Linked DNA regions of Mus musculus: regions 2 and 3 are each linked to region 1. The links are chromatin loops, found by intact Hi-C in ENCODE. Cell type or tissue: heart. All regions are shown on one strand.

Region 1 (8,000 bases):
CCCCATAGGAAGAACAATAATATCAACCAACCAGAAGCCCCAGAACTCCCAAGGACTAAACCACCAAACAAAGAATACACATGAAGGGACCCATGGCTCCAGCTGCTTATGTAGCAGAGGATGGACTTATCTGGCATCAGTGGAAAGGGAGGCCCTTGGTCCTGTGGGGACTTGATGCCCCAATGTAGAGGAATACTAGGGCAATGAGACAGGAGTGCATGGGTGCCTGGGGAGCACCCTCATAGAAGCAGAGGGGAGGGGGGAAAAGATTGTACCTTATAAAGCATAGCACATTAGGTTTGTCAACTTCTTCATATTCAGATATTTATTTTAGATTTTTAATAAGTAAGAAAATTCTAGCTGGAAAATAAAATATGAAAATAATATTTAAATAATAATTTTATTTAAAGTTATTATTTGCCTTTTAATGATATCAAAATGAAGATGTAAATATCCTACTGGCTATTGTCTTAGTCAGGGTTTCTATTCCTGCACAAACATCATGACCAAGAAGCAAGTTGGGGAGGAAAGGGTTTGTTCGGCTTATACTTCCATGCTGCTGTTCATCACCAAGGAAGTCAGGACTGGAACTCAAACAGGCCAGGAAGCAGGAGCTGATGCGGAGGCCATGGAGGGATGTTACTTACTGGCTTGCTTCCCCTTGCTCAGCCTGCTCTCTTATAGAACCAAGACTACCAGCCCAGAGATGGTCCCACCCACAAGGGGCCTTTCCCCCTTGATCACTAATTGAGAAAATGCCTTACAGTTGGATCTCGTGGAGGCATTTCCTCAACTGAAGCTCCTTTCTCTGTGATAACTCCAGCTGTGTCAAGTTGACACAAAACTAGCCAGTATAACTATGTTACTAGGAATGTTAATAACTTAATTAATGGAGGAACAAATGATTTGACTGGGGGATAGAAGTAGCATCTTTTGTTTTTGGTCACAATTCATGGCTCACTGTCAGTTGTATAGGAATGCTGCTATTGCTTATTGGAGACTATCTAACCAAACCTGAGCGCTTTGAAGAAGATGTCTTTTCTGTGTTCTAGAGTTTACTGAGGATGAAATGATCAGTGTTTTTGGTTGGCCACAGAAGGCTGCTGAGGTTTCAGCAGCCTCAAGTATTCCGTCTGATAGTTAGCTCTGAATAGGCTAATTAATATTTTATGTGACCTATTACTGCTCCACAAAAGAGAAATGAGGTGGGGGCCCAATGCTCATGGCTGCTCTGGGAAACTCTTAGGACTGGGAAATATTGGTAACACATTTTAAAATAAATTAACCACTAATTGAAAATAAATTAGGATGTTGACATTGTATTCTCAAAGGGCCAGCAAGCAGTCTTGATACAAAATCCTGAAGAAAACTGAAACTTGATTCTGCAAGAAAAGGCTGTGTTAAGATATGACATATTTGAAGGATGAGTCGGCATTTTTAAAGAAGTTTAAAAAAGTTAATTGACAACCAGAATGGATTGATGGGATATATCTTATCCATAGCCACTGGACTACACAAAAGATGGTAAATATCAAACCTCATTAATAAGCGAATGCTAATAAACATGTGCATAATAAAATGTTTACAGGTTTATAGTTTGCATTACTCTTTTATATATTTGATGTTATTTAATCCTCATGAAAAGTCCTAAATGTTGAGAACACAGACTTTCTGGGAAAGAAACAGAAGTTTATTGTGTCTGAATGACTTCTTGGCGTGTGTATAAAATCTTGACAGGTTTTGGGTGCAGTGTCCTTGATGGCTCTGCCAGAACACACTGCAACCTTCAGTGCTGCCTCCAGCTCACTAAGACAACCAGGAAGTGTTCTCTCTTGCCTTTAATCCACTTGATCACAGGGCCACGTTCGCCTATGCGATGCTAGCAATGCTTGCAGTGATGTGCCTCACCAATCGAACTCAATGGCCTTCGTCGCACAGCCAGTGAAAGTTTTACTTAATTCCTTGAGTGTATTTGGTTCATCTTACCTTCTCCTAGACTTCATGGTAAGCAGTTATGCCATATAGGAAACCAATTATATAATTATAGTAGAGCATTTTCAGCTTTACAAACTCCGTTTGATAAATTCTTTCTTGCCACTGGTACTATAATTTGCTGTCAATAAGGACTTGATACGTTTTAGTGAGTTTAAGAATCTACACTGTTTAAACAAATGTGAGTGTGCATTTGTGTGTGTGTGTATGAGTGTGAATGTGGATACATGTCAGTGTTTAGAATCCAGAGGTTGACATCTGGTGTCCTTTTCAATCTGTCTCTGTATTTTTGAAGAATATACTCACTGAACCTGGAGTTCCTCTGTTAGGTATTAGTCAATAATAGCCAGTGTGCCACAGCTGTCTCCACCTTCCCAGAGCTGGGATTCCAAGTGTGTACCCCCATGCTCCCAACTTTGTACTTCGGTACTGGAGGTCAAACTCAGGTCCTCATGCTTTAGAGCTCACACTTTGCCAACTGTCTTAATTTTTGTAACAAAATTTTAATCACGATTAATATTAATTTTTCTGTCTCAACGAAATGATCTGGGATGAAAAGGTTCAGAATGTTCATGGATAAAATCTTATCTAACACAGTTTACAATTTGTTTTGCAAAGAGTTCCAGTGAAGATCCCATTGACACAGGAAACACACTTTAAAATAAATTAGGCCAAAGGGATTAATCTTTTCTTTAAACTTTTTAATATCTTTGCGGTTGAGCCTTGTCCTATTTGTATTTATATATTTAACTAATTATATATTGAAACTTCAAAACTGATATGAGAACCTACTAGTTCTTCTTAAACAGCCATTTCCTCCCTTTCCCTTTTGTAGTCCATTGCTTTCCTTCTATTGTTTGCACAGATTTTTCAGGACTGGCCTATTGACTCAAGCCCGTTCTAAACACAGAGTCAGCTCACAGATAGGAAAGGCAGTCTTGTCAAAAGTTCACATTGAGGAACTTTAGATGACAAAAGAGTAACTCACTGGAGATTAACTTTAGGATTCTTTTCTATACTAGCTTCTGTCAGGCTTCAATAATTTGATCTTTGAATAAAGACCATATTAAAAAGTATTAGTAAAATATTAGTCAAAGTCAAATAAAAATATATTCTTTCAGTGAAACTCTCCAGTGAGCCAAAGCAAACAGCGACAGCCGTGTTCACAGACTGTGGTGTCCAGCTGTGTTCACAGACTGTGGCGTCCAGCCTTGAGGATCTGTATCAGAGTTCATCTCCACTGTCAACCCAGGTTAGACAAGTGAGGCCAGTGGGAGCTGAGCAGAGGTCACATTAAAGTTCTCTCTGCTGCTCCATCGAGCACCTCAGTGAAACAGTAACGCAATGTGATGCAGTATCCATTTAGAAGTACTGCACAAAATATTGAAATTACTTTTTATATATATTCTAATATCTATGTAATTTTCTTTTTCCCTCTCTCATACACACACAGACATATATATACACACATACATACACACACAGACACACACACACATATATATATGTATATATATATATGTACATATATATATAAAAATTGTTTTCTATTTATTTGAAAAGCAAGGTATTACTAAGACAAGTCAGAATCGTGTATTTCTTTCTTACCAATAAAGAATTTTCTAATAAGGGCTGTAAGATAATTCAATGGATCAACACTTGCCCACAAGTGTGAGGACTACAGACCAGATCCTCAGAGCCCATGTCAAAAGCCTGCAGATGTGATTCCCTTCTGTGATCCTAGTACATGGGAGCCAGAGAGAGGGGATCCCTTGAAATGCTAGTTAGATTAGATGGAATTGGTGAGCTTCAGCTCCAGCCAGAGACACGACCCCAATAAAGCAGAGCAAACTCAAGGAAGATACCTAGCAACCACTGAGCACATGTGAGCACATGTACATGCACATACTACACACATACACACACACACACACACACATACGAATCACGCACACATACGAATCACACACACGAATCACACACACACACATACACACACACACACACGAATCACGCACACACACACACACACACACACACACGAATCACGCACACACACACACACACACACACACACACACGAATCACACACACACACACACACACACACACACACACACACACACGAATCACACACAAAATAAAGCTGTATCTACCTGAAAAATACCCAGTTCTGGAAGGCTGGTTTTGCTGTTAAGTCACTTGCTGGACAAGCATGAGGATCAACCCTTGGCCATGAATACCTGTAACTTCAGATCTGAGTGGGGCAGACACAGGAGCCCAGCCTAGAAAACATGAGCTTCAGGTTCAGGGAAAGACCTGGTCTCAAGAAGAGAGGCAAAGAGTGATTTAGAAGGACATCTGATGCCCTCTTCTGGCCTCCACACATGCATACAAACAAGCACATCAGTGTGCACACAAGCATTCTCTCTCTCTCTCTCTCTCTCTCTCTCTCTCTCTCTCTCTCTCTCTCAGGCATACACACACAGAATAAAAATTTTAAAAGTTCAAAAGAATTCTCCAATGAATTGATTTCTTAGCATAATTCTTGTACTGTGACTAATTAAGGTAATTCTTGGAAAACACTATGGTGTTCACTCTGAATGTGGTATGCTGTTAAGGCCGGTATGAGTAGAGAGCTTATTTGTATCACTCTATAATGAATTCCTACTTGAAAATTCTATAGGTTAACATGTTTTTTTTTAAATAGGCAGATCCAAATTTGACTTTAAAAAAGCAAAATGGTTTTCAACCTAAATACAATCTTTAATAGATTACACAAATTATCTATTACCTTGTCGTTATACAGTAGTGTTTATGGTAAATGATTTGCCCTAACACAGGCTAACATAAGTGCTTTGGGCACATTATCACAGGTTGGGCTGTGATGTTAGATGCGTTAAATGAGTTTTGACCTTTTGATGGGCTATGACATTACCAGGCTAAGAATTGAGGAGCACTTCCATGTACCTTAATGTGTATTTCTTTTTTTCTGACATTTACGTGTATTTCTTTTTGTGGTTTTTTTTTTTTTTTTGTACTCTGACATTCAGAAAGCTTTGGAACTAGTGTGTTGCTTAAATGCTGTTATCCACTGAGCTCATATGTCTAAAACTATCTATTCGCTTCCCCCAGATATGCCATCTTGCCATCTTGATTTAATAATAAGCTGTTTTCAAATCTTGCAGGAATGAAATAAAAATCCATTTCAACTTTAAGCAAGTAAATCATGTATTCACATGGTTGTTTTGTTTTTTTTTAGAAGTTTGTCATAATAGACAATACTCCCAGACACATTAGAATATTTAACTGGAGAATAAAAGCATTTGTGTATTCTTGAGCACCTAAGAAGAAGATGGAGGTGGGGGTGGAACCCTTCCTTTTGTGTCTAAGAAAATGCATGTATCTAGTCATTCATAGATGGTAGCAAAAATCTAAAGATCCTGTCTGCTACGGTGACTGGGAGACCCATCAGTTCACCAACAGAATCTCTTTCTAGGGCTCATCTGTGACGTTTATAAAGACTGGCTTATTTTTAAAAATCCAGTGCTGAAGTGAGCAGAGATGCCATATGGTTGATATCTCACAAACAGAAGACTATTGGTGGGAAATACGTGAGCAAAGAATCTTAGGGACTGTGACACATGGCGACTAGTGGGATACACACTTTGGTGTGGAAAGATGAGCATTAGTGAACTCTTCGGTCTGGTAATGAACTACAACTTGCCATGCTGCATCAAAGCTCACTAAGCCAGAGACAAGAAACTCAGAAACACAGAGTATTAGCAATGATGTTACAAAACCAGGAGGGGCAGAAACTCAAACATTCATCGAAACCTCACTTACTCCTTGACCATTGTACCATGCACTGCAGGGAACCAGGGCACATCCACCAATACATTCCAATGGCCCCGTAACACATCAGAGGCTTATAGTCACAGCGCAGGGCTGAACATCCTCAAGTTGTGTCATCAGCTCAACATCATATCCTCTTGCCTTCAGCTGTCACCATCCTTGGCCACAAAGGGGAGCCAGTTACCATGCAATTGATCTGCTGCCCTCATGATAACCCAAGGGAACAGAGTTCATTTCACCTTGCTTTGAGATAAGGAAACTGAGGCTCTGAGAAACCCACGCCAATGAAGGTGGGTGGCTGAGCTATAACTCAAGCTTAGGTCTGTTAGAAATGAAGTCTTTTCTGGAAAGAGTCACTGTTGTGGCTGCTGCTTACACAATCGATTCAGAAGCCTCCAGATCCAGCACTGCCTGACCCGTCTCTTCAGAAAAGTGTGCGTGGCTTTCTGCATGGTGACCTTGCCATGATCTACGGCTATTCTGCTGTCTCACAGATGTTACTCATTCTTTCTCTCCATAGCACCACTCATGGGAGTCATCTCAAGATGATTGCTTCTATTCCCAGTGGATGTGCCCTTTTCCAAACCTGGGAATCTGCAGTCACAACACTTTGTCTACATTTTTTTTAGTCAAGAACTTTGATAGCACTAGGCTCACATCATGAACAATGATGGAGTGAACAGGATGTGAATTTGGCTGTTGTGCTGTTCTTTCTTCTTTGTCTTGGCTCACACTGCAGGATTTAAATCACATGGCTATATTGACAAAAGTGGCATGACAACCATGGCTATAGCATGATTGGTACCTTGAAGATGCTGGCACAACACTTCCACAAAGCTTGCACAAAACTTTCCCTGCAGCCACACCCACCCGGACCAAAGGGGAAGTATTTGCTCCTATGGCCTAGCAAGGGACTCTTATGTTCAGAGCAAAACAAATCATGCTTTCACTGGTATAAGCGTAGCATAGAGGTCTGCTATGGTTGGTTTGTGGTTGTGTATGAGGAGGTCACCGTGTGAGTGGAAGCCAGGCAGGCTGAGATACAGAAGCATCAGAACCAGACAGTCACTGGCAAATGTAACAGTGCACTGACAAGACAGAGAAAAACCTCAGAGCAGGCAAGGGATCAGGGTGACAGCCAAGATTGCAGCCATAGCACTGACAGTGTTAGTGCGAGAAGCGTTAGAAGCCTGAGGTCCAAAGGTCTGGGACACCCTTGGACCTGGAGTGGTAACCTGGTCTCTCCCTCTCCCTCTGTCCCTCTCCCTCTGTCCCTCTGCCTCCCCTCCCCCTCCCCCTCCCCCTCTCCCTCAAGGTCTTGGAAACCTTGACACCGTACACTTGGGAGTTGTAATGAAAGAACTGTCAAGAGCTGTGGAATTAATTCTACATGGGCAGCACTCCTGCTGCAGACATGATTTCTATAGTGGGAGAAGAAAGGACACTACTGCCATCTGATTAGTAACACTTAGAGTAAAGCTAGGAGTAAGTGTGTATCACATCTGATTAGTAACACTTAGAGTAAAGCTAGGAGTAAGTGTGTATCACATCTGATTAGTAACACTTAGAGTAAAGCTAGGAGTAAGTGTGTATCACATCTGATTAGTAACACTTAGAGTAAAGCTAGGAGTAAGTGTGTATCACATCTGATTAGTAACACTTAGAGTAAAGCTAGGAGTAAGTGTGCATCACATCTGATTAGTAACACTTAGAGTAAAGCTAGGAGTAAGTGTGCATCACATCTGATTAGTAACACTTAGAGTAAAGCTAGGAGTAAATGTGCATCACATCTGATTAGTAACACTTAGAGTAAAGCTAGGAGTAAATGTGCATCACATCTGATTAGTAACACTTAGAGTAAAGCTAGGAGTAAGTGTGCATCACATCTGATTAGTAACACTTAGAGTAAAGCTAGGAGTAAGTGTGTATCACATCTGATTAGTAACACTTAGAGTAAAGCTAGGAGTAAGTGTGCATCACATCTGATTAGTAACACTTAGAGTAAAGCTAGGAGTAAGTGTGCATCACATCTGATTAGTAACACTTAGAGTAAAGCTAGGAGTAAATGTGCATCACATCTGATTAGTAACACTTAGAGTAAAGCTAGGAGTAAATGTGCATCACATCTGATTAGTAACACTTAGAGTAAAGCT
Region 2 (8,000 bases), 360 kb before region 1:
CAAATCCAACCTGATGTCAAGATTTGGAGTGGTTTGAACTAAATGCCCAGATATAGTCTGCTCTTGATGCTTATTTAACTTTAGTAGAATCTACAGAGTAGTAATTGTCACAAAATTTAAATGAAAGGCATTTAGGATAAGCATATTAGACATGCTACATTGGGAGGTAGGCTAAATCCCAGGAGAAATGGACAAATGAAAAGCAACTTGATATGTTCATATGTAAAGAACAGGAACTGTAAATTTTCCATGATTGGAGAATGAGGTGGGATTTAAACTATCTTTAACAAGGCCAGAATGCTTGGAGTTGCTGTCAGGGTCCCTGCCTGAAGTGCTATAGTTGGTACTGACTGTGTCTTCATTACTACACAGTGAGTGCCAATTATTTCTCACCAGGCAAGCACTCTGCTGCGTCCCTGGACTGCCCCTTGAAGCCACAAAAAACAATGTAAGATGAAATACAAATCAGTTGAACTTCCCAGACTTCTCTTACCTTTATTACTATATTTAGCACTTCCAAACACTGATAGTGAGAGTTATATTTTCTGTGCTACCTAAAATCACCAGGAACTGTTTATGTAATAGAATAAAAAGTTCCTTCATGTCATATTTAAAATTGCATATTTGTTAGTAAATTTACTAGATTGTGACATAGTACAGCACTGGAATACTTTTAAGTATAGGAGTTGAGTTACACTTAAATAAATTGTGATGACCAACAGCTACCAATATTAGGTTTATTGTAGCTAGAAACATAGTCATTAAGGACAAAAGACAGTAACATATTTCTTCCTCTCTCCAAATTGTCAAGAAAGGAACAGGAAAGAAAACACCATTGATTAAAGTGTGGGAGATCATGAAACAATCACTAAGTACAAAACACTATAAACTACCCCCTGCCCTCAGTTTGAACTATGTTAGCTCCTGTCACTACCCTGGAGCACGCTCTATGCACCCATGTGCTTTCTGCCACCTTTTTATTTTATTTTTTTAAAACATAGCATGATTTTCCACACTTTATAAAAAAAAAATTTTTTTTTTACATTTTTCCTCTCAAAGTTGGTTTGTAACTTTTTCCAATGTCTTTTATTCCTTTTTGTATTTTTTTGGTAATGTTTTAAGGACATTAAAAACATATTGACCACTGTGTATAGTTTAAATGAAGCAGAATGATATTCACAGAGCAAAATGATATAGTTCATGAAGCATGATGCCCAATCACTTATCCTCCTTAACACCCACGGCCCTCGTGTGTTAAGGCTTCTATTGCTGTGAACAGACACCATGATCATGGCAACTCTTATAACGGAAAACTTTTAAATGGGGCTGGCTTGCAGTTCTGAGGTTTTGTTCATTATTAACATGGTGGCATGCAGACAGACATGGTACTGTAGAAGGAGCTGAGAGTTCTACATTTTGACCCACAGGCAGCAGGAGCCTTTCTGTCACACTGGATGTAGCTTGAGCATATGAGACCTCAAAACCTGCCCCCACAGTGACACACTTTCTCCAGCACCACATCCGCTAATAGTGCCACTCCTATGATCCAAGCATTCAAACCATAAGTCTATGGGGTGGGCATTTATTCAAACCACCACACTTGTTGAATTCTGTTTCACCAAGAGCATCAGTAAAATGCAAATACTTAAGGTGGGATCAGTATGAAATAAATTCTGACAACTGTAGGATTTATTGTAACAAGGAAGGCAAGTTTTAAGATGAAGTAAACACCTCAGACCTGGTGGTGCAGGTCTGGAATTCTGGCTAAAGCATTTCAAATTCAAGACATGACTGGGTTATAGAGTAAGTGCAAGATCGTCCTGGGCAACTGAATGGACTTCATTTCAGAGCATAAACTTACAGGGCTTCTGGGATGTAACAGTGATGGAGTGCTTACTCAGCACGCTTAAGTCCTTGGTTCATCTCTAGCACCAAATAAATCTTTTCCAACAGTCTAAACGCTTCATCGTGTACATTGCCACCACCCCCAACAGAAAACAAGTAATTTTTTCCTCGGAACTTACCGGTTCCACACACTGCTGTTCTCCCAGAACTCATAAATCATGTAGCGAGATTCGTTTGAGAGCTTCTGTATAGAGATACTGCAATAGAAAGGCATGATTGGGCCTTGGAAGTTACAGAAGCAGACAGAGGCGTAGGGGAGATGACTCGGGGCAAAGTAGAAATACCAACTCGAAAGATCTTCATGGCAAGCTGTCTAAGTTTGCCTCAATGAAGAATGTGGAGACCAACCAAGGAAGACTTCCAACAGCCTCAGGCCTCCAGGGTGTACATGTGTGCCCACACATTCGCTGACACACATACCCATGACACACTACACTCACACAACCAAAATTTCTCATCTGTATATGTAGTATACAACAATGTTACCTATATGTATAAGAAACAAAGTGGCCTGAGCCAGGAAGAATAGTAAACGGCTTTATCAAGAACTGAATAGCTCAGGGTATCTATTTTGGCATACAGTTTTAGATTAATATCTTTGAACACTTATTCAAAGTTCCTAGTTGTGTATTTTGTGTTTTATATATATCTGTGCACCATTTTCATTCCTGGTGCCCATGGAGGTCAGAAAAGGATATCATATTTCCCTGAAATGAGGGTAAGAGTTGTGAGCCACCACGTGAATATTTCAAATATTCACCAGAGTCCTCTAGAAGAGCAGCTAGTGATCCACTGAGCATCTTTACAGTCCCCCATTTGAAAATGTTACTAAACATCTCTCATGCCAAAATTTACTAAAAATTCTTCGTTTTTAAAACTGTCCTGCTCATGGCCGTGTAGAGTGTAATAGAGGGCAGCTGTCATATAAAGCCTAGAGAAAAGTTAAACAAGCAAGAACACAGATGAGGACGATCCACATCAACATCAGAACAGCGCGACAGAGGGACGTGGCCATGAGGGTCATGAGCTTGTGTAAGAAGAAACAGACCTGAGATGCATGTAAAACTCAATGACATCTTTCTTAGTCTAATGTTTCAAAGTATATTTAAGACTCTACCGATGAAATTAATGCAGATTTAGGATTTACCTATTTGTGACCACCAGGTGGCAGTAACTTCACGAACGGAATTGAAATCTATTTTAGTTTTAAAAGATCCTGCTCATGGCAGTGTGGAGTATGCTTAAAAGATATTTTCTTTCCCTTATTCTTGTAATACTGTTTTTTTTTTAAAATATAATTTGGTCCCTTGGGTATGATGTGCTAATGTTGCCAGTTCAACTTAAGATTTTTCTGAATAAGTGTTTGCTATATGGTAATAGTTTAGTACATCAGAGAGTTTGTAATTTTCTGACCCCAGGAGTTCACGGTAAGCTTTGTGACTTTTCCCATAAGCCTCTGCAGTGGCCTGAAAACTACTGTGCTTATATATGTTTATCTGGGACGAGAACTGATAGCTTATTCAGTGTCTTGAAGGTGTCCCTAATGCTCAAATAGAACCTAATAGTATATCGGGCAAATTTCAACTCTACTTTTTTAGGATAAAGATTAAAACATCCACCCTAATATTTCAGGTCATCATTAATTGCCTCTTGCAAACTAATTATTGATATTACTCATTATATTAAAAGCCCAGTAATTGTGCTATAAAAATATTACATTTTCTGGACTAGCACAGAAAGGCCTATAAACTTAGTAATTCCAGCATTTGAAAGACAGATGCAGGAGGATCTTAAGTTGGAGTCTAGCCTTGGCTAGCTGGTGTGGTATCCCTCAAATAAGCAAGCACTGAAGACATATGTCATTGGTAGAGCACTAGTGTAGCAGGTGTTTGATTCTCAGCCTTGCCCTCCCAGTGAAATTCACATTAGCACAATACCCAAGCTTGTGAAAGACTGAGGATTAGGTAGGAAGGATATTATAGGGTGATGGGGTAAAGAATGTCTTAACAGAACTACCTCTCATCAAGTGTGCCACCTTTAACCCGTTACTCAATCTCAGTTTACCCCTCTGTGAAATGGTTGTATGAGGAATGGAGAGGAGGCCCTCTTACTCTTGGCTTTCTTTCTTCTCTGAGTGCCTGCCCTGCTTAACCCACAGGGCCAAACTAGTGGGAAAAAGAAGTAACAGGAGAGGCACCCCACATTTCTACAAACAGAGGTCTGGGTTTAGTTACCATAGTTTATCTTATCCTTACAGATTAGTGATTAATAATACTTCAGTGCACCCCATTAGTTCTTAAGGGTATCTCAAGATCGAGTCTTGGCATGTAATCCAGACATGGTTCCTAGGCCCCTGGCATTGGAAATATGACCACATCCAAAGGAATTTTGCAGCTGAGAGCCTCAGAGATCACTTAGCTCCAATGGGAAAAAAACAAAACAAAAACAAAAACAAAAACAAAAACTAGCGAATTTTAGGACAAGAATATGATTTGATTTGCCCACTACCTTAATGAGTAGGGATTCTGTTTCCAATGTTTGATCATAAGAAGCATTTGAAGGCAGGAGCTATTTCCTGTCTCGTGTTGAGGACTATTCTAAGAGCACATTGTCTATCCATTTATCCCACTGCTGCTCTCTTACAAAATCTGCTGAACATTTGTAATTGCACAGAAAGTGCGCAGCATATAATGATATATCATTATATAGCAACTCACATGAATGATCTGCCTGAGTTTTTCTCCAAGTGTGTGTGTGTGTGTGTGTGTGTGTGTGTGTGTGTGTGTGTGTACCAGCGTGCATACAGGATGGGTGTGCGGAAGTCAGAGATAAGCTGTGGAAGTCAGTTCTCTTCTTTCATCACATAGATCTCATTGAACTCAGGCCATTGGGCTTGATGGCAAGCACCTTCACACCCTGAGCCACCTTGTTAGCCCTCACCAGTCTTTAAAGACCCAATTGGCCCAGCCTCTGTCTGTCCTCGGACTTCTACTTTCTTGGTGAATACTCAGAACAAGTTCTAATTCAGTTGCCTGAGTCTAACAAGATTATTACTGATATTACTGGAACTTGAAGGATCTTGTGTTTGTACTCAACCCCCAGTTAGTCACAAAGATAATTCAACTATTTTTAAGTACAGATGAGAAAGATTAAACACGCAGTTTTGAGTGAATCTTGAGCAAGTTTTTTAATGCACCAGAGCCCTGTTTTTTTTTTTTTTTTTGTCTAAGCTGGGTGCAATATATGCCTGTAATGATTCCCGTGAAAACTAAATAAGAAAATTGATGCAAAATTGCTAATCTTCTAAGGCTTCACCCCATGGCAGCACTCTTCGTCTTGTGTGGTGAGGCTTGGCTAAGCACTATGGGAGATGAATCCTTGCTAATTCATAGCGCTTCACCGACTCAGCACTAGGCAGCTGTGGAGGGTACACAGGATCCCAATGGCTGACATTAGTGGCATTTGATGATTCAACAACACATAGAGAACATAACTGATTCACTTATACATCTGAAAAAACTGAATTAAATGGGCAATGTCTCTTCCACAGGTGTTCCACCCGTGTGGTCGTTTTCTGACACTCATTACATCTGTATACATCCTGACGACCCCTGCAAACGAAATTAGCTGCAGAATCTGCATGAAGTGCATGAAGTCCACTAAGAAACACAGCGGTGTTTGAAGGAAAAGGCAAGGCTGCACGTCTATCCTTCAGGAAATGGATTCTCTCCTCTCCTCGCCTCCATGCACAGCAGGGACAGTTCTTCCTGATTCCGCATGGTTTGCACCAAGCATCACAGATTTTCTAACTCTCTGACCCACCCACAGCAGGTTCCTTCTCTTCTGGGGCTATTTGCACCCAGGTTCCACAGCATTTGAAAATAGTGTTTCAGAATCTTGAAAACTTTTGTACCTTTTTAATGAATATAAAACATCTAACCAGCATGGGAATTTGGCATAGACTTTTCTTCTTTCTATCTTTGTCAGTTCAAAAAGCATTTACTGAGTTCAACCTTCTTCAATTGCATAGGTGCCTTTCTGTATTTTTGAAGCAGTTTTATTTTTAAATGAGTAGGCTTTGAAAAACTACATACACCCCTGCCTTGGCAAATCTCTAATTCTTCCAAGAGTAAAATGCTTTTATTTGTGCTTTTATGACCCTGACACAAAGTAGAATAGCAATCAAGGAAGTGCAGCCTTTCCTAGTGTCTGTTACAGAGGCCACACTGGGAAGTTGTGAGGAGTTAGTGATGCTCATACTGCAGAGATGGGAGAGCAGCCAGGAAGAAGGCATTGGTGACTGCAGCTCACATTTCATTCCTCAGTGGATGGAAGATACTGTTGGGTAGTTCACACATAAACGTTACATATAAACATTTCATGAGACGTGTGTGTGTGTGTGTGTGTGTGTGTGTGTGTGTGTGTGTACTAAGGATTGAATCCAAAGGCTAATACATGCTAGTCAAGTTCTACCTCTGTAGTACATTCATAATTCTTTCTGTGTTTGAGAGAAAGTCTCACTAAAATTGCCCAGGTTGGACTTGAACTCATTCTGTCACTTCGGCAATGCCTCATTGCGTTATCTTCCTGTCTCAAGGAGCTGGGACCACAGGCCGGTGTGAGCATGTCTGCCTTCATGAGGTTCTTGATGATGAAAGTTGAGGTTTGCAGTCAGTGAGATTGCCCAAGACACAAGGCTGTGTATCCCTGGCTTTAATTCCCGTTTCCTTCTAGCTTTTTTCCCAAGACCTGATAAGTAGGTTTCACCATAAATAAAAAATTAATTAACCACCAGGAAGAAGAGCAGAACACAGACATAATACATGTGTTTCTATGAAGACAGTTGTACATCACACAAACACACATCTGCTAATGTTTAAAGACCATTAGGGAATGCAGTTGAAATAATTTCACAGGAAGGGGTATATGTTGTGGAAGTTTTCTGAAAACAGGTGAGTTTGGGCCTGTGCTGTGGATGTCTGACAGCATGAGAGAGCAGCTGAGTGGATATTTAAGGAGCAGCCTGGCCAGGTCTGAGGCATGTTAAGAAGCAACACATACTGCTGGATTATGGACAGATGACCGTGTATATGGGATTCCGTGTCTAGACAAAGAGCTAGCATTCGACAGGATATGCCTTGGAGGGGCACTGTAGAGTTCCCATGGCAGGAATTCTACCATTGTTTGTGGAAAATGATGCACATACTGATTTACGGGACCAGTCATATCAAGAAACTACAGATGCAGTTTAGCATGTTCTATTACTCTTTACATAACAGCTGAGAGGAAGCTATGAAGTGAAGAGAGAAAATAAATGCTGCCGCTGCTTCTGTGAAATAATCATGGTCTGAGAGCATAATTTTGGAGAGCCCTTCTATTTCCACAATGGCAGAAATGATCATTAGTCCACAGGGCAATCAAAGCCAGACCCCCATGAGTGAAAGCCTTCTCTACAAAGATGATTTTCAACGAGTGCTGGTTGCTGTGTGCAGAAGGGGGAAATTTCGATCTATTTGAAACCTTCCTCATTCACAGTTTATTTCCATTTTATTTCCCTCGGTGTGCCAAATGATTAAATCAACGCTGGTTCAAGGATCAAACAAAATATCCTGCTAAACTCTGCAAATGTCATAACCTAGATGGCTGGATGGCTCCGCAGAATTTAACAGGAGGATTTGAAAATGCCTATATAAAGGAAGGCTACTGGTTTTTCTGAGTTAATTTTGTGTCCGGCCACTTTACAGAAGGTGTTTATCAGCTTGATAATTTTTCTCTGGTGGAAGTTTTGGGGTCACTTGTGTATACGCTATCATATTATCTGCAACTAGTGATACTTTTGAGTTCTTCTTCTCCAATTTGTATCCCCTTGATCTCCTTTAATTGTCTTATTGCTCTAGCTAAAACCTCATACTGAAGAATGCTCTGGAACCTCCCCCCACCCCCATCAAACCTCCCACTTTTGCCAAGGGTGAAAGGCTGGCAGTGGGGGAGGGGCTGGCTTGCATATGAGCACTCACCGCAGGCATCCACTTTGAGCTGAAGCACTCTCCACATAGTGCTTCAGAGCAAGCTGGAATTCTTCCAGATCCTCTTCT
Region 3 (8,000 bases), 51 kb before region 1:
ACCAAGCATGTCCCAGAATTTTTCCTGTCCAATTACATTAGGGCAGCAGGAGGCCTGTGATTGGACAGGGAAAAGGAAGGCCGAGCTAAGAGTTGAAGAGCCAGAGAGCATCCCAGGGGAGAAAGAGAAAGATGGAGGCAGACGTGCACCATGGTGGCTTTAACCAGCCACAGGTAGTTATGATATCATAAGGTTAGAATAATTAGGATATAGCTTTTATCATTATCAATTGGTTCTGAAATTATTGTATTGGCTTCTTGTAAATTGAGAATTTATTGATACATAAATCTGATTGGTTAATTATAAGGTTCAAGAGTTTTGCTTTACTTGGTTACTGGTATGTGGGACTTCTGATGGCAGAGAGGGAACTAGAGGCTCCAGGGACAAGTGAGCCAGATGCTGGGGGTGGGGGGTGCGGCTGGAGAGAGTTGATGGTGGCAGGAGCTCCAGAAGCCTGTTGGCCCCTCTGGGGAGTTGGCGGGTTGAGAGAAGCAGGAGCTCAGAGAATTGACAGGTTCATTTTTTAATATTTCCTGAAACACAAGCAAACCAAAAACTTTATATTATAAATAAACAAAAAAACCTATTCCACTATACCATTCCTGGATGAATATACCCAAAGGACACTGTAATGTACTATGGAGGTACTTGCATATTCACGTTTATGGCTGCTAAGAAATGGAACCTTCCTATAAACATACTAAGGAAAAGAATAGATCCAGAAAATGTGTTACATATGTGATACATAAACATAAGCAATTTTTCTTCAGCTCCAATGAACTTATGACGTTGTAGAAATAAAGATGTAACACATCTTTTTTTTTTTTTTTTTTTGGTTTTTCGAGACAGGGTTTCTCTGTGTAACCCTGGCTGTCTTGGAACTCACTCTGTAGACCAGGCTGGCCTTGAACTCAGAGATCTGCCTGCCTCTGCCTCCCAAGTGCTGGGATTAAAGGCGTGCGGCACCACTGCCCTGCTGTAACACATCTTTTAAGTAAACTAAACCAGACTCAAAGACTTACTCTCACATATGTGAAACCATGTATGTGTGTGTGTGTGTGTGTGTGTGTGTGTGTGTGTGTGTGTGTGTTGAACTACAAAGTCAGAGGTCTGAAGGAAGCAGGGAAGAGTGAAAGAGATGGTTACAGAATATACAAATTGTTACATGAATGAAGAAGGGAATTAAGCGGGAAGGAGACTATTAAGAGTGGGTCAGGGGGAGAGGAAGACAATAGGAGAGTGGGGCAATAAGAACAAATTATGTATTAAAACTCCATAATGAACACATGACTTGGGAGGTTAACCTAAAATTCAAAGTCTGTCAGGTATTCTAGGAAGCTAGGTTATCCGGCCTCACCAGACAATAAAAATGGCAACTTCCACAGTGTCTTTAGTTGGGGAAGACAGACAGTGAAGGATAAAATACACAGGGAAATCTCAGGCAGGGCTTGTGCTAGGAGAAAAGTACCACAGCTCTTTGGCAGGCAGACTGGTCCTTCAGATGAGAGTCATCAGGGCTGTCATCTTTGAACAGAGGCCTGCAGAGCTTAATATGAGTAAGGAAAGGGAAACTAGACTTTCTAAGAGACAAGGGAAGACTATTCACCAGAGAGAGGTCAGCAGAGGTAGAGTGTGAACAACCTCAAGTAGGAGACTTGCGAATGCAAGAGAGAGCTAGGAGGCCAGTGTGCTAGTGTGGGAAGGGCAAGGGCAGTGAGGTAGGGATGGCAGCCAGGTGAGGTCATAAACACCTTTGTAGGCCAGGGGAGAGAGTTAATATTTTCCCATAAGGGTTTTAGGCTGATCATGCTGTGTAATGCAGCAAGGCAAGCCTCCTTTCCCATTGTAAAATGTAATCTTCATAATTCTACAAGAAATAAATTCTAGTGGCACAAGAGTGGAAACGTCCAGTTACAGTTTACACTGCAGTGGCCAGAGCACTGTGCCCAGTGGACACAGATGGTTATCTTGGATAGGCATGTGCTGCATAAATATGGGTGAACTGATCCAAGACTGGCCTGTGCAGAGCGCTGGCAGCCCAAGAGCTGGCTCAGAGCTAAGGGCTCCGCATCTGGATTTTAGTCTGCAATGTGAACTGGAAGCGAACACAAGGCTTCTGTACGGTATGGGAGTAAATGACAGAGCAGAAACGGAAATAGGAGTGCCTAGATGATGATGATGATCATCATCATAAAATATTAAGTAATATTTCGGCAGTCTTTCGGATTCTCTTCACAAGGTCCAAGTAGCATATTGATGCCTCAAGGTTTAATTTCTCAGACTTATTCTCATTCACACCAGTCAGAAGTGATGATATCACAGTGCCCTGATAATATAACTCTCACATGTCCGTGGTTTTTCTTCTCACTCATTTATATACTTCCATCAAGAAGTAACTGGGATTCTTACTCTTCACTCTGTGGAACACCAATAATTGACAATGGCAAAGAGAGAAAGGATTTTGGAAGGTTCCTAAAGCATCTAAAAGCTAGTCACAAGTCACTTGGCAGAATATATCGTGGAGACTGACCCAAACACGAGGCCTGGACATAGAAGTCAGCCTACTATGACCGAGTAGAGAATACAGGGAATATTTAGTACACCTACTACTATTCAGTCATCCATAACCATGGTCTTAACGGTTGCCTGTGTATCAATGTCAAAATTTCTAGGAGTGATAATTCATGTCAACGCCATATTCCTATTTTCAAACATCCACTGGAATGCCACTTTTGGGTGGATATCATGGACATCTCAACTCTGATGCATCAACTTCATTTGTACATAGTTGTAATATTTTCCTTAAGTCAATGGCTTTCTTCTATCTACTATCTCAGATAAGAACTCTAGCTAACATCTTTGATTCCTTACCTTGCTCTCCTAGCACTGGGTCAGTCATAAGTCTATACATAGCTCGTGAAAGGGCTGGTAACAGCAACCCTTTTTATAAAGGTCTTTTGAGGAATCTTTTCCACTCTACGCAGCACAGTGCTTGGCATTCAGGAAAGGACTAGGGTCTAGAAGGCACATTCTCTGAAGAGTGGCTCTTCACAACCAATTCCCTGGGCTCCTAAACAACCGAGTTATCTAGAAGCCACTGGGAGACTTTGCTCTCTGGGATGGTACAATTATCCTCCTACGAACAGATAAGAACTCCTCCCCTAAAGTCGCCAGACAGCTTTTGGGGGAGAGCGACACCCCACTGCTGGTTTGCAGGAAAGGTCAATCAGAAGCCAAAGAGAGGCACTTGGCAAGAGTCCCAGCAGCTGCGGCCAAGGGTCTTTGACACGCAGGCACGCGCGCGCCCGTGGAAGCTGAGAGCGCGCAGCCCCGGGTCCCCTTTCCGCTTCCCGTGGCCTCCCTCCGCCTCACTCTTCTGCCCCGGGCAGCCGAGGCCTCCGTTGCCTGAGAGACGCGGGTACCTCGCCACTCATCCGCAGCACCAGCCGGGCGTCACGGGGGCGTGACCGACCACCCAGCTATGTCTCCGCCCCCTCTGCGCGTGCCCCGCCCCTCGGGCCCAAGGGGGCGGGCTCTGCGGGCGCGGGGTCCAGACTCGACCGACTCCCGGCGGGACCGCGTCTCGACCGCCGCTGCCGCCCTTCTCCGGCCGTTCCCTCCCCGCGAGAGGACGCAGGGAGCCGAGGCCTGGCGTGCGGGGTGCCATGGAAGGCCGCAGGCGGGGGGACGCGGCGGGAGTGGAGACACTGGCCGGCTGAGGCCGAGGCATGCGGAACCCCGGTGGGAGCCTGCCCCACACGCTGCCCCGGGCCTTGCAGCACGCCGGTCGGACGGGAGTCGTGGAGCAGCCGGGCCGCTGGGCACCGGAGCGGACAGCGGGAGGGGACCGCTCGGAGGACCGCCTTCCCCGCGGGGGCGGGGCCAGCGCGGCGGCGGCTGCTGCTGCGGCGGCGGCCTCGGGCGCCCTGCTCGGCGCCTATCTGGAGCGCCACGGTCTGCCCGCGGCCTCGGACTTGCCGGCGCCGGCCGGGGCGTTGGCAGGCGGCCCCGGGAGCGGCGGCGGCGTGGTGGTCGGGGTGGCCGAGGTGAGAAACTGGCGCTGCTGCTGCCTCGGCAGCACCTGTTGGTGCCGGAGCCTCGTGCTGGTGTGCGTGCTGGCCGCCCTGTGCTTCGCTTCCCTGGCCCTGGTCCGCCGCTACCTGCAGCACCTCCTGCTCTGGGTGGAGAGCCTCGACTCGCTGCTCGGTGTCCTGCTCTTCGTCGTGGGCTTCATCGTGGTCTCCTTCCCCTGCGGTTGGGGCTACATCGTGCTTAATGTGGCGGCCGGCTACCTGTACGGCTTCGTGCTAGGCATGGGGCTCATGGTGGTGGGCGTCCTCATTGGCACCTTTATCGCTCATGTGGTCTGCAAGCGGCTACTCACCGCCTGGGTGGCTGCCAGGATCCAGAACAGCGACAAGCTGAGCGCCGTTATCCGCGTCGTGGAGGGAGGAAGCGGCCTGAAGGTGGTGGCGCTGGCCCGGCTGACTCCCATACCTTTTGGGCTTCAGAATGCAGTGTTTTCGGTAAGTGGGGTCCCCCTGGCCCCTCCTTCTCGTGCTCTCTCCAAATTTGTCTTTTAGAGGCCTTGTGACCACCCTAGGAGGCGCTCTGTATGACAGAAGAGTCATTGACATTTTTATGGCACCCTGAAAAAAATTACACTACAAATTCATATAACACAGCCCCTTGGAAGACCTGATAAAGAACTATCCCCCCCCCCCCCCCCCGTGCGTGTGTTTGTGTATGAGTTTGATAAAAAAAAAGTACTTTGGTAGCTCTTGAGCCATAAAGCTTTGTGACTTGACTTCCCCAGCTTTCTCTCTGCCCTGCATAAATGCAGCAGGGTTCAGATTCAGGTTTCTGGTTATATTGGAGCATGGATCGCTTTTGTTTTTAACAGTGGAGGAGGAGACAGCAGTAGACCCCAAGTTCTTGGAGTTTCCTAAATTTGTAGTAAGCTTCTTAAAAGTAGTTTGCTGTCTTGGAAAAGCTGAGAATCCTGTTTATCTTTGTTTAGAACTCTATTTGAAGTCACCTGGGTGGTTCATAAAAACAAAATGAGCACCGGCTCTTCTTACACACATTATCTAAAGACTCTTGCACTTATGGTCAGAGGTTTAGTTTATTCTGTGTAGGCTTCTATAGCGAGGATGCACCTGAGTTAAAGGTATAAATCATTGCTGGTGAGGTGGCAACCACTTGATGGGAACTTTATGGCCTTAGGACAAATTATGAAACCTAATCCGACTATGTTTTGTTTTCTAGCCCAGGCTATCCTAGAACTCACTGAGTAGCTCAGGCTGACCCTAGACTGGCAGTGATTCTCCTGCCTCAACCTCCCTTAGTGCTGTATTACAAACATGAATCCCCATGCCCAGCTTTGACTTTCCAGAAAAAAGACTGAATGGGTTTCCCACATTCAGTGATTGCACATTAGAGTTCATACCTGAGATTCCCAGGTATGCACCCGTCAACTGAAAGGAAACTGCATGTATTGAGAGATAGCAGTAAGTTTGGCCTCAGCCTTTCTCAGCTTTTATTGTTTCATGTTGTGAAATATGAACATAAACTTTGATCAGCCTTATAATAGATCAGCTGTACCAAGGCTTGGAAATATGATGGAGGATTAGGAGCATGTATAGTTTTAATTCTGGTGGTGTGATCTGTCTCTGGCACAACCTGCATCTTTTCTTGTCTACATAGTATGTGACAACTGCTATTCTAGGCTCTCTCCAGGTATCTTCCATTCTTCAGCTGGTACACATGACTTCCAATAGTTGTTGCCTACAACAGATGAGAAGACTATGCTGGTAGTCTGCTGTCCTGTCTTAGGCGTCTGCTGACCTTGGCTAAGGTGTCTTGTTCTTTCTGCACCTTAATTTGTTTGCAAAGTGAGGAAAGTATTGGGCCTGGCCTGTTAGGCTACTGGGATTACATGTGATATATATGTAAGAGTCTGACTTGCATTTCAGTGTTTATCTACTGTTTGCTCTTTATGTTGTAATCACCTATGGTCGTCTCGGAAGTAAATAAGTGGTAGAGCCAGACTTTGACCTATGGCTTAGACAGAGCCTCAGCCTGTGGCCCTCTCTGTTTCTTCATGGAATATTTATTAGCTAGTAAAGTCATGGATATTGAGGAAGATATATACTGATTACAACTTTTTCCTTTCCTAATGTCTCGTATATATTAAATTCATAAGAAGTACTATACTACTGCAAATAGTTTGAGGTTACTCAGTTTGTAGTTGAGTTTAACAGGGGTCAGGAGCCTTTCATTTTGGCATTACTGGATCAGGAGAAAAAAATAAAAAATTCTATTACAGGAGGATATTGTTACCATTTTAGATAGAAGAAAACAAAGCCTCATTTATTTATCTTGGAACTTTTAGAGTCACCTGCCGAGGCAGAACTGCAGTTGCAACATGTAATCAGCTGATGCAGTGTGTGTTTCTATACAGTTCTCAAACACAAACAGGCAGGATAGGTCAGGAAGCCACTGGATATGGTCTGTTGATTCACATCCTCCTCGGCTGTCTTCTCGCAGGAGAGGCCCTTTCAACCTCAGCAGTTGGCTGTGCTTGCTCAGGATCTGTGAGACGAGAAAGCACAGTGTAGGGTGAAGTTGGCTTTAACCTGATTTCTCCCTTTCGCCTTCTAGACCGTCATTGTGCCTCCACCCTCAAGGCTTCCTGCCGATCATACCTAGCCAAGCATACTTTTTGGTCTTCTACTTTTCTCCTTATTGAGTCTTTTAAAGTACTGCCCCCCTCCTGTTGAGACTAACTTCTCATTTTCTCAATGACCATGAATATAATTAGCGCAAAGAGAAACTTAGGTATAAAAGTCAGACAAAGCACAGGTTTTGAAAAAATAGTCTTTGCTTGGTTCCTGCTACGTGACATCTATGCTTCCTCATTTGTAGGTGCTGTAGAGTCATGCGTATCTACTAAGCTACTGCTTTGAAGGCATTATTTTTCCTTGCCCATCCTATTGTTGGTGCAGAAGCCAGTTGTAAAAGTTGAGTATATGGAAAATGAAAAAGGGCTCCCTTTGCTTCTAATTATTAACCATAATTCTTTAATTCTCTCTTGTATGCTAGAAAGAGATTAGCAAGCTCACACACAACATTTGATACTCTCAAAATAGAAAATATCACTACATAGTATTGATCCTTGAGCTATAAGAAACAAAATTCTTCAAGTGTGTTTCTCTCTCCCATCATTTCTTCTGGGGAACAGGTAAAACCTCTCCCTCTCTGCAGGGCCATTGGCGAAACCCTGTATCTGCAGGAAACCCTGTATCTGCAGGAAACCCTGTATCTGCAGGAAACCCTGTATCTGCAGGAAACCCTGTATCTGCAGGTCTCGTTGCATGTTGTCCTGATCTCGGGACTTAGAGTTTGCGTCTTGCTGAGGACGGTTCCTAACTGGACACATTTGAGATGGCTTGTATGCTTTTCTTACTAGAGTATTCATGGTAGCCTAAATTAGGCTGTAGTGATAACTTCTAGTTTTCGGTGGCCCAAAAGGGAAGTTTTATTCTGCTTGGTATGGGTTGTGTCAAACTTAGCTTTGGGGAAGGACCCACTGCCGTATGTTGTTTTGACTCTGGAATTTGGGCTGGCAGAGCCATTGCTTTGCACTTGGTTGCTGTCAGTAAGGAACTGCATTTTCTGCTTTAAAGTGTCGCTTGTAGTGATCTCGATTTTTCCTAGCCTGAGCAAGCTACACGGTCATGGGCATGAGCAAGTTGCCTGTCGTATTCTGTGAGTTCACATACCCTCCTTTGACTTCAGTTTTAAAGGAAAGGAACTAGATGACTGAGTTCACCATGTTGTGTGATTCTAAACTAGAGTTCACATTGAGATCCCCAGACACTCAGCCTTTCAACTTTTACCATTTTGCAGTTATGTACGATGAACATAAATTTTGACCAACTTTACAATAATTTACAATAATTTAAAATTTAAAAAATTTACAATAATAAATTTGTTCC

What was found. A loop is a pair of places that touch in the nucleus more often than their neighbours do. Peaks named below come from ENCODE experiments on the same cell type or tissue, not always from the same donor. Only the 100,000 strongest peaks of a DNase experiment are listed, where the experiment ranks them.
Region 2: a loop joins it to region 1, with 20 times the contacts of the local background. A loop is called at or near these places in 41 of 42 quality-filtered maps.
Region 3: it touches region 1 in a loop (2.2-fold over the local background); 6 of 42 quality-filtered maps call a loop at or near these places.

Annotation. Positions count from the first base shown.
Region 1 is chr4:15,313,126-15,321,125 of GRCm38, forward strand. Gm29883 (a long non-coding RNA gene) reads left to right here. Exons shown (of 4, transcript XR_390426.2): 3 at 1,332-2,004. It overlaps Gm29829 (a long non-coding RNA gene), which reads right to left and starts at 4,298. Exons shown (of 3, transcript XR_390425.4): 1 at 4,149-4,298. In heart, a CTCF peak has its summit at 4,365 (motif pointing left); no DNase peak of the experiment used is centred here.
Region 2 is chr4:14,957,984-14,965,983 of GRCm38, forward strand. Necab1 (N-terminal EF-hand calcium binding protein 1) reads right to left here. Exons shown (of 13, transcript NM_178617.4): 10 at 7,923-8,000; 11 at 2,025-2,102. Among named protein-coding and RNA genes, the nearest start is that of Gm11837, 31 kb to the left of the region's middle. In heart, a CTCF peak has its summit at 3,073 (motif pointing right); no DNase peak of the experiment used is centred here.
Region 3 is chr4:15,262,224-15,270,223 of GRCm38, forward strand. Tmem64 (transmembrane protein 64) reads left to right here and starts at 3,597. Exons shown (of 3, transcript NM_181401.3): 1 at 3,597-4,526. The coding sequence starts at 3,729. It overlaps Gm51436 (a long non-coding RNA gene), which reads left to right and starts at 4,534. Exons shown (of 2, transcript XR_003955370.1): 1 at 4,534-8,000. In heart, a CTCF peak has its summit at 4,486 (motif pointing right); DNase peaks (open chromatin) are centred at 3,478 and 6,528; H3K4me3 peaks cover 4,741 bases; H3K27ac peaks cover 3,021 bases.